Regions from separate parts of the Homo sapiens genome. Here region 1 is linked to region 2. A link is an interaction called in ENCODE POLR2A ChIA-PET data of the cell type or tissue named here. Cell type or tissue: A673. All regions are shown on one strand.

What was found. Peaks named below come from ENCODE experiments on the same cell type or tissue, not always from the same donor. Only the 100,000 strongest peaks of a DNase experiment are listed, where the experiment ranks them.
Region 1: POLR2A ChIA-PET joins it to region 2 with 5 read pairs; 3 of 35 experiments call an interaction of 5 or more read pairs at or near these places.

What each region holds. Positions count from the first base shown.
Region 1 is chr4:183,666,446-183,671,445 of GRCh38, forward strand. TRAPPC11 (trafficking protein particle complex subunit 11) reads left to right here. Exons shown (of 30, transcript NM_021942.6): 4 at 615-685; 5 at 1,558-1,672. Among named protein-coding and RNA genes, the nearest start is that of TRAPPC11, 9.7 kb to the left of the region's middle. In A673, no CTCF peak of the experiment used is centred here; no DNase peak of the experiment used is centred here.
Region 2 is chr4:182,135,377-182,140,376 of GRCh38, forward strand. TENM3-AS1 (TENM3 antisense RNA 1) reads right to left here. Exons shown (of 5, transcript NR_125905.1): 5 at 3,282-5,000. It also overlaps a transcript of TENM3 not described here. Among named protein-coding and RNA genes, the nearest start is that of TENM3-AS1, 6.6 kb to the right of the region's middle. In A673, no CTCF peak of the experiment used is centred here; a DNase peak (open chromatin) is centred at 2,195.

The DNA of each region.
Region 1 (5,000 bases), 1.5 Mb after region 2:
GGCAGCTATGTCAGTTTGCACATGTGTGTTATTCACTAACATTCCTTGAAGGCAATGGAGTACCGTTCAGACTGCAGTGGTCACTTTGCGGATTGACCTCCAGTGAATCTTGTTCACTTCCTCACAGGTAGCATAATTATTGACTGTATATAATGCTGGGTACGTGAAGAAATTTAGAAGACTAATTGGTCTGAATTTCCAAATGTTTTTCTTGTATTATCTTTTTTGGAGACATAGTAATTTACTGTTTAGTCTCTTAAAACGCTTTGCTTTATCACTGTTTAAGTTTCAAATAATTAATTCTTTTGGATGACTACTCTGCAGTGTATCACCATAAAGAAGTAAGTTGCATTATAACTTTTACGTAAAAGTATACATTAATCTTTTGCTTTTAAGGAAGATTTTTAAGATTAGAAGATGTGAGATCATACTTTTAGAATTTAAATCATTGTGACATATATGTGCTTTGTGTGCAGGAAAAGATTTCTTCTGATCTTGGTTTTTTTAGTTGAAATTTATCTTCGGTTGAATGACCAAGGTTGTATTTTATGTGAAGTCATGAATACATTTTTTAAGTTAAAATAATTAATTTTATTCTTGCTTTTTCATTGCAGGCAAAGTTTACAAGGAAGAAACACAAAAGTTGCAGTGGTTCTGATTCAGAAGAAAACCCCTTTGCCCCCAGGTATCAGAAGTCTAATTAATGAATTAATTGTTTTATACCTCCAATTCTTATTAAAGGGAGATAGGGGTTTTTTGGATGTTTAAATCTTTTATGCATTCAGTTATGGGGCTGATAGTATGTTAACTTTAAAAAGCACCAATGATACATGAACAAATGCTTATTGTAAAAAATTAAAGATAGTGAAGAATGCAAATCTCAAGTTCCCCTAGTTCCCCTGTTCCACTTGTCTTCTTATGTAGGGGATATAGGAAGGCATGTTCAATTCACAAAACAATTCGCTTGAATTTTTTTACAAGAGTATAATTTTTTTTGACTTCCAAAGCTTTCCAAAAAAGAATATAATTTACTTATCTAAGATCTATTTGAAGCTGTATTCCTTATATGAAATTTTTTCATTAATTTTCTGTAGGGCAAAGAAAAAGGCTATAGGATTTGTAGTTTTCTCTTGGAAAATGTCTTAGTTTCAGATTCTTATTTCCACTTTCCCAGACTTTTGTAGACCAAAATATATTTTTGTTTCTGTGTTGAAACTTATAGCATCCAAAATGGTTTTGGAGACTTCTTTCATGAATTATTGCTTCCAGTTTTAGTTATGTTTTTTGAAATAGTTATGTGGTATATCTGTTGGCATTACTTGGCCACCTATCCTGGCTCAGTAGAAAATTCCACAGTGTTTTCCTAAAAGGCATATACTGTGTAACCTCTAAGAACCACACAGAGCTCTCAAGGAGCCCAGGAGTCCTGTTGGTGTGATGAAAAGCTGTTTGGGTTTTTATTCCTAATTCTATTTTTTCAGACTTGGGGAAATATTTATTTGGGAAGCTACATTAGTTATTTTATTTCTCATTCATCTTGATGGGGATTATCAACAGGAGAAGATGTCATTGCTTCAGAAAGGGCTGCAGCTTTATGCAATGCATGTGAACTCTCAGGAAAGTCTTTGTTTGTACTGCCGCACACTGACCACCTTGTGGGTTATATTATAAGGTAAGTAGAGGTCTTTTAAAGTTTTGTTTTTTTAGATTATTAAGAATTGAGAAATTGGTAGCTTAGACCCATTTATTTTTTTAAAAAATCATGTTCATGAAAAACATTCATATGATACAGAGGCTATGGGGTAAAAATAAAAGTCTTTTTTGTTAAATTCTTAACCCTCTCCAATTCCCTGAGGTAACCAGTATCAACAGTTGCTCAAGTTTCCTTCCAAAAAAAGTCTTTTTGTATAAGAACAAATATATGTATTTCTTTATAGTATCCATACCACACACACAAACACAAAAACATAAATGTGCTCATATGATACACAGTGATCTTCCACTTAACATTACCTCATTAACATGCTTCCATATGTGCATCTAGGTCAACTTTATTTAAAGAAACAAAGTTTATATGTTTCTCCATTATACTTTCCAGTAATTACCCATGTCCTTGAGTGACATGTATGTCCTTTTTTGTGAGAGTGTCTCCATTCCACTCTGGCCTGTTTTTGCTTCATTCTTGAGCTGTCGATGTATCTATGTCACTAATTTCTTAGGAAGGTGTGAGCCCTATCATATCTTAAATATTTTTATAAAGCCTTTGTGTATAAAGGGCAGATTACCTGGAGACACAACATTACCTCAAAAATCATGTGGTCATTATTCATTGTTTTGTAGCATTTATTGTCACACAGAAGTTTTGTAGTAGTACATTTTATGCTAGGATGTATTTAGATATGAATATTTTCATTGATTTTGACTGTAAAATGGTTTTCCTTTTCATTCTGCATAAGTGTCCTTCGTTAACTCATGAACAGTTTTATTTATTTTTGAGTATTGCTTCTCTTGCATTTGTTTCTTTCTCAGAAGCAAACCTCTGAAAATGATCCGCTGCAGGAGGTTACCTGGCCTTCTCACTGGTATATAAAAGACCAGGCTTCTAAGAAAGAGAAGCATACATTTAGCAGAGAACATGCAGAGGAATAGGATCAAATGAAAAGATGAATTGCAAAGAAACTTAAATGCAATTAGCAAAATAAATCTTTACACTGGAAGCAGTAAACAGTAGAATTCACACCACAGAAAATCAAGTCCATGGTGCCCAGGGTAACATTGAGATAATTGCTTAGAATTCAGAGGAAAAGAATAAATGAGTTTTATTCCTTAAATGCAGACATATGAGCAATAGGGAACAGAGAGAAGAGAGGGGCAGCTGGTAGCACACTCAGGCAGCTTTTCTTTCCACTGAGGCTCATCCCAGCATCACACCTGGCCTCAGCTCTCCAGGCCTGGACAGCTCACCATTGACTCTGCACTTCAGTGCTTTCCTATTCACAGTGCTGTTCCTTGTCAGATGCTTTCATAGTCATGCCCACCTGCCAGCTCTCCTTTTCTGGGCTCTCTCTTACTCAACATTTAAGGCTTCAACGAAGCCTTCATTAGAAAGCTGTTGTCCTCTGTGCTATACCCTGCTGTAATGACTCTTCACTGAGCAGCATTACCTTCCAGAGACTATTTGGCAATGCCTGGAGACTTTTATGATTGCCATAACTGAGGGGGTTGCTGTATTGGCTTCCAGTGGGTAGAGGCCAGGGATGTTGCCACACACTCTACAGCGTACAGGACAGCCCTGCACAACAAGGAATTACCTGGCCGAAATGTCAGCAGTGCTGAGCTTGAGAACCCTACCTTAACCATCAGTGATCCTGCCCACCACAGCTTTCAAATTTAGGCGGTCATGGATTCAAGAGAAACAGAGGATGGGCCTCTGCCCTTAACCACTTGTAGTTTTGTTGTGGATGATGAAACATTTCAATAAGGAGTACATTGTCAAAATAACTGATGTAAAAACAAGTGCCCTGGGTCCATAGCCTCCAGCATGTGGATACAAGATGGGGAGTGCATAAGATAGTCCATTGGAGATGAGGAAACTCATAGACCCTTTCTTCAGATTTATATTTTATCTTCAGAGAGAGAGAGAGTAAAGCTGAATATCAGGACATCTTCATCTCATTGATCTGGGAGGGAAGTAGTGGAGCTACTGATGGCACACTTACTCCTGTGCTTTCAGAGCCTTTCGAGGTATTACCTATACATGCTACAATGATTTCATTAGTGTTTTTTTAAGTGTCAAAATGTTAGAATCTTGATAAAACTTCTGTAATGCATTGGGAGTGATTGTGCAAATCTTTTGTATTGGAGAAGTTTGCTGATCATTTCAAGGCAAAATACAGGAGTTGTCCAAGTTAATGATTCGAGTAAGCTTTTTTCTTTTATTAAAAAGTAAGTGTTCCCAACGTTCAGACCTTTCCTCTTAGGACAATAGGCTGTCTGTGTCATGCTTACTAGCAGCTGTTTAAAAACCACGCACATACTTTGCCTTTCAAAACAAAGGTGACAGTTTAATAATGAGTAAGAAAGCAAATGCTTCTCAAAGGAAAGTTGTGCTATAGAGAGAATATGCCAAAAATGGCTCTGGAAAATATTGGAAGCAGTTTTCTTTTCTTTTCATTTTTAAGATGGAATCTCATTCTGTCACCCAGACTGGAGTGCAGTGGCACAATCTCGGCTCACTGCAACCTCTGCCTCCCAAGTTCAATCGATTCTCCTCCCTCACCCTCCTGAATAGCTGGGACTACAGGCATGCACCACCACACCCGGCTAATTTGTTTGCTTTTGGTTTTTGGTTTTTTTTTGAGACAAAGTCTCACTCTGTCGCCCAGGCTGGAGTGCAGTGGCGTGGTCTTGGCTCACTGCAACCTCTGCCCCCCAGATTCAAGTGATTCTTCTGCCTCAGCCTCCCAAGTAGCTGAGATTACAGGCAATCTTGGCCAGGCTGGTCTTGAACTCCTGACCTCATGATCCACCCGTCTCAGCCTCCCAAAGTGCTGGGATTATAGGCGTGAGCCACCATGCCTGGCCTAATATTTGTATTTTTAGTAGAGTCAGGGTTTTACCACATTGGCCAGGCTGGTCTCGAACTCCTGACCTTAGGTGATCCGCCCACCTCGGCCTCCCATAGTGCTGGGATTACATTCATGAGCCACTGTTCCCGGCCCTGGAAGCGGTTTTCTAATTAGTTTAAAATTATTTGAAGCAAAGAATTTCCATGGGCTTGAACTCCGTTGTTAAAAATACAAAACGATGTATGCAGATGTACAGATTCATGCAGTTAGATTTTTGTCTCTGATCTTCGTCTTTCCATAAATTAAAAATTGGAACTGCTGTAAGCATTTGGCTGGGCGGGACAGTATTGAAGCAGTGTTTCACTCTCCCTTCTGTCCCCTTTTCCTGAAAAGGCTGGAGGAGAAAGGAAGAAAGGATGTAAGGACCCCACC
Region 2 (5,000 bases):
ATTCCATGACCCATGTGATGATGGCTTAGGTTTCCAGACTAAGGTAATTCACACAACTGTGGCCTAATGTACTTCTGACATCAGGATTTATGGATGAACCAGGTTTAGTCTCTTAGAAAAATCAGCTATGAGTTGAATACAGACTTGAAGTGAAAGTAAAGACGAAATATCAAAATATCAAAATCTTATGTTGTATTTTAAATTTCTAAAGTCTTAAGGAAGTTGTCTATGTCCATTTCAAATGGGTGTAACGGTCCATGACAGGCTTTGAGAAAATAGCATATGACCACGAACTTCGTCGTAAGTATGTTGTTAAGAGTGGCGGTGGTATTGATGATGTAAACATCTTTCCTCTCCTGGCATTAACAGACAGAAATGTGACTTGTAGATTCAGTTTCTCCCAACCAACACATATGTAAGAAGAATGTGAAACTCACCTCTCTGCTTACATATCCTTAGTTGATAGTTCACAGACAAGAAGTTTTGTGAGACTGAACCCTAAATGATCTGTTAATGATTTGGGATTTTAAACAGTTTGCTCTGAAAGCTGGTTCTTGTAATCAAGTTTGACATGAAAATAGTACTGTCATTAAATTCAAGGAAATACCACAGTTTAATGCTTAATCACATTAAATTTCAGATAATTTGTATGTCATGAAGCTGTATTTTGGAAACATCAGTTGGAGCTTTACTACTGAGCAGACCATATATCTACATAGACTCTTAGTCTCAGAGCACTACAGTATCAAGTTGTAGTTTTGGAAAGCTGGTATGGAAAAAAAAAACACCTGTTTATTAATTGCATTGAAATGTTTTAGGGAATACCTCCATGTAATTAAAGTGGCAATGATAATGAATAATAGGGCTACAATTACTTTCTTCTAGAACCAGCTTCTTTCTTTCAAGGGAAAAATTCTTGCCCCGTCACTTGCCTCATGAATTTCCAGGAGTGTTCCTTGCCTCTGATTTGAAGCATGCTATTGTTGTTCTTTTTTCAAGCAGTTCTGATTCTTTGTCCTACACATTTTTGTGTATAGATGTTGTCTGGGTGATGGAAGGGTAGAGATTAAACTGAATTTCTTGCAGGGTCAGTTTACATAGTGAGTTCTGAAAGGGCTGGGTGGAAGATTTACATTTTCAAGCAAAATCATTGAAATTACGGTGAGTAAAACATATGATAAGGATATTAACACATACCTAATAGGTCACCCATACTCACGTGGGAGTTTTAGTACTTCTTAGTAATTCCATTTACTTGACACAAATGGTTTTGGCTGATTGCTCTAACCTATCACCATACCTTGAGCAAAACAACTGATGTCATTCAATAAGGAGTTAGGATCCATTAAAGAGAAGCCCATTATAACAGCTTATACAATCTACAATGCAAATGAGAACACTGTTTCAACATAAGATGAAAAAGGCATTCTGAAAGAGGCTAAAGTATTTTCTAAATTTTAAAAAAGAGCTAGTCTTGACGCCTAAGATTTCTTAAATATTTTTCAAAGTGTCAACTCAGAATTGTGGAATCTGTCTTTTGTCTTCCCACTGTAAGGATTCAAACTTCTCATAATGCACAGAAAGATCTCCAGTCAGCATCCCCCCCCACCCAATACAACGTTGTGTTAAACTTCATCCAATTGTCCAGCTAATTCTTGTGCTTCTCCAATTTTACTGGATATGATGTTTTTATTGGGGTTCATGGAAGCATGGCTAATGACATCAGCAAGCTTTGTAATTTCTCACTGCCAGTTTTCTACACAACTTACACTTTTGTCACTCAAACTGCACCAAATTGCTCCAACAATTAATCTTAAAGCGCAGGAGTAGGGGGACTTTTAAATGGACCCCTTCTTGGGATTTTGTGTTAAAAACAGGAAAGTTCCCATGAGTGAAGGGGATAAGTTAGCTTTTCCAGCCTCTGCCTCTCCCCAAGTCTCACTCTTCTCTGCCACCTCCCCCCCCCCAAAAAGGAATGAATTACATTTCTCTTCTTGTCCTTTAAATGAATAGCATAGTTTGGGTGAAATTATCAGGCAATTGCATGCCTTTTATGCAGATAATGCTATTTGATGAAAGCGGTGTTTTGATCTGCTAAGGATAATACAGATCCAGGGTTGGATTCATTGGTGAGAGTAAAGCTGTCTTCTGTGATAACTTCATCTCAGCATGAGGTCAGACGGGGAAAACTGGGATGGGGGATTAAAAAATGACACAGTCGGAGCAGTATTCAGTTCCCTGCTGTGCTCCTGGCTGCACACTATAGCTTATGTTTCTGATCTGTTATGGTATTGTCTGCCTTTCTCTCTCGGAGCAGAAAGAGATTGCTTAAAACTTTTCTTTTTTCAGCTAGAGGGATTAGTTCTGTGCAGCTTTTTTAATTAAAGAAACTGTATCTTTTTCAAGGCAATTTAAAGCTGCAAGGGAAGACCCATCAACATCCATAACTTAGTACTATTATCTGTAACAAAGTCTAAGCTCTAAATTTGATATTCAGAAATAGGGGAAAGGAGCTATAGAATTCTGTTGTATTCTTAACCTTCAGTGGTTGCTCAAATCCCTAAATGAAGAATAGTAAATAAATTATTTTGTGTAAGTCCTGAATATGTTTCTATAAGTAGTAACTTTCAGCCTCTTTGCTTTTTAGCCTAGCTGAGCTTGCTTAATTAAATCTTCATGATGATAGCGAAGTGCACTTGCAAATGGTGTAAGAGGAAATAGATTTGACTATATATCCTTTTCTTTACCCAGAGATCATTTTTAAACATTTCCATTCTACTGAAAGTGATAACAGTAGAAAAGGTCTGCTTAATATGGGCAATTTGCATTTAAACAGTGCAAAGTACAACATTATGGTACTTTATCACGACGAATCTTTGCATGTGTGATAAGCGGTCATCATCTTTATTAATCTGAGGGAAGCATGGATTGAATCTATCCAAAGTGATGATGAATTTGTCAGGACATATACATTTGAGTTGAATTTATAGCTCAATTTAACCCAGGTTAATGTCGAAAATCCTCAAATGTTTCAAATAAGGCCCATATGGTTATCACTTTACAAAGCACACAGGCTCTGCGCTTCAGTTGCAACATACACATCTCCAACTAAATTCCATGCCAGATCAATTAGAAACAGTCCTCCTGAGCAGACAGGAACAAACAAAGATTGTTTCCCCAATACCAGCTGAACCCTTGTCTTGAAGAAATGAAAAGCAGTCATCTTAGGCTCTACACTTCTTACCACTAAAAATCCAAAGGGAATTTGGAGGACGACAGGGTTTTATAAATAATGTCATATTTAATATAAAAACATGAGTATCTACATGTTATAGGTGCTTGCTACAATTTGTTTCCAAATTTCGATAAACATCATATCCTACTGAAAAAGAGAAAACCAAAATTTGATCTCTTTGCCTTTTCTCATTGTTTTTGTCTTTACTTCGCATTATGATTCTGAGAAAAGTCAACCAAGGTCAAAAGTGGTTCGTTGTAATGACCAGAATTTTAAAACGATGTCCCATTAAAAACTTCATGGTCAGAGAAGTAGAACAGTGTACTTAAATGCATTTTCAAGGTAAATTTTATTTATGACATACCCCTGTTTAAAAAAGAAAGTCAGAGGGGCTAAAGACAATGAAAATATTTTATTCGTGTATCCACTCATTCGTTCAACAAACATTTATTGAGCAGCTCCTATATGCCAGCCCATGGGCTAGGCTTGTGTGTCCAAAGAGGCATAAGGTTGAGCCCCTACACTCCAAGAGTGCTCAGCTATTAGGAAAGACCTATGCAAAAAACAGTGCCATCCTTTATTACATGCAGAAAACACAGTGGAAGCACTGCCAACGGGAGGAGAGTATCACTAATAGGTACTTTAAAAACTATGTGTTCCAGGGGCCCCGGATGCAGAGCATTCCAGACTAAGAGGTCACCAAAGGGAGGAGAAAGAGTAGGGCACTTCTGGGAAATAAAAAGATGTTCAATTTGTCTGATACTGAATTTAGTCACTTGATACCTATATTTTTAACCTATATTTACAAGTTAACATATAAGCTGGACCCTGAAATATCTAACGGGTGTTGTTTGACTAAAAAATTGTCCTGTAGTGTCACTATTGTATCATAAACCTTGCCAGCAGCTAATGCCTACCTCGAGTACACTATATACGCTTCTCACTGAAAAGTTGTTTATAGAAAATATGACAGATGTTAAAAGGCACTCTATGATAACTCTTAAAAAGGTTCCAACTTTCACTGTGGAATAATGTAGCAAGTTTTAAATACGTTCACAGAGCTAAACCAAAACCGAAAGTTCCACATGTTAAAAGACGCTGGTGTTCAAAATCCTTCGCAAAACCTGGGGTCTTTTATGAGGCTCTAGCCAAAGCAAGGGAGCCCCTGGGTGGTGCTACGCAAATGCATTTCCACCGAAGGTCGGAGCCACGCGTAAGGCCCGGTTTACACCATGGAATACAAACGAATGTACTGGAGAAGCATGGTCCCAATTAAAGGTTGCTTCGTCTCATCACCAGTCCATTCAGTGGCTCCAAAATGCATGCACATTGAGAGAGGCTTATCTTGCTTTAATTAAGATAATGAAAGCATGTTTTCCTCTACAAACAGTCATTGAATTTTATGACTTTGTCAGTGATCGAATTAAAATATTTGTTTTATAGTTCCCTCAATCTAACAGCCAAGGGATAAGTTATTTTTTTGCCAGTGGGGGGAAAACCCCACCCAATAATAACTTTGTCTACTTGAGAGACTTCCATGTAAAATTTAAGTTTTAGTGTTGTTCACTGTTGCAGATTAATTGCTTGCTACCTGTGAAGGCACTTGTGTAAGGGAAACACCTCAGGTGCCTAGAATTTGGGTTTTGCTCAGTGGCTACCAGCCTTTAGCCTCTGTTCTAAAGTGGCCCATCACCTATTTGCTGTTCTCAGTTGAGACATAAGCTCCTTTTGGGCATATGTGGGTTATTGGCTTTCCTGAGCCTGA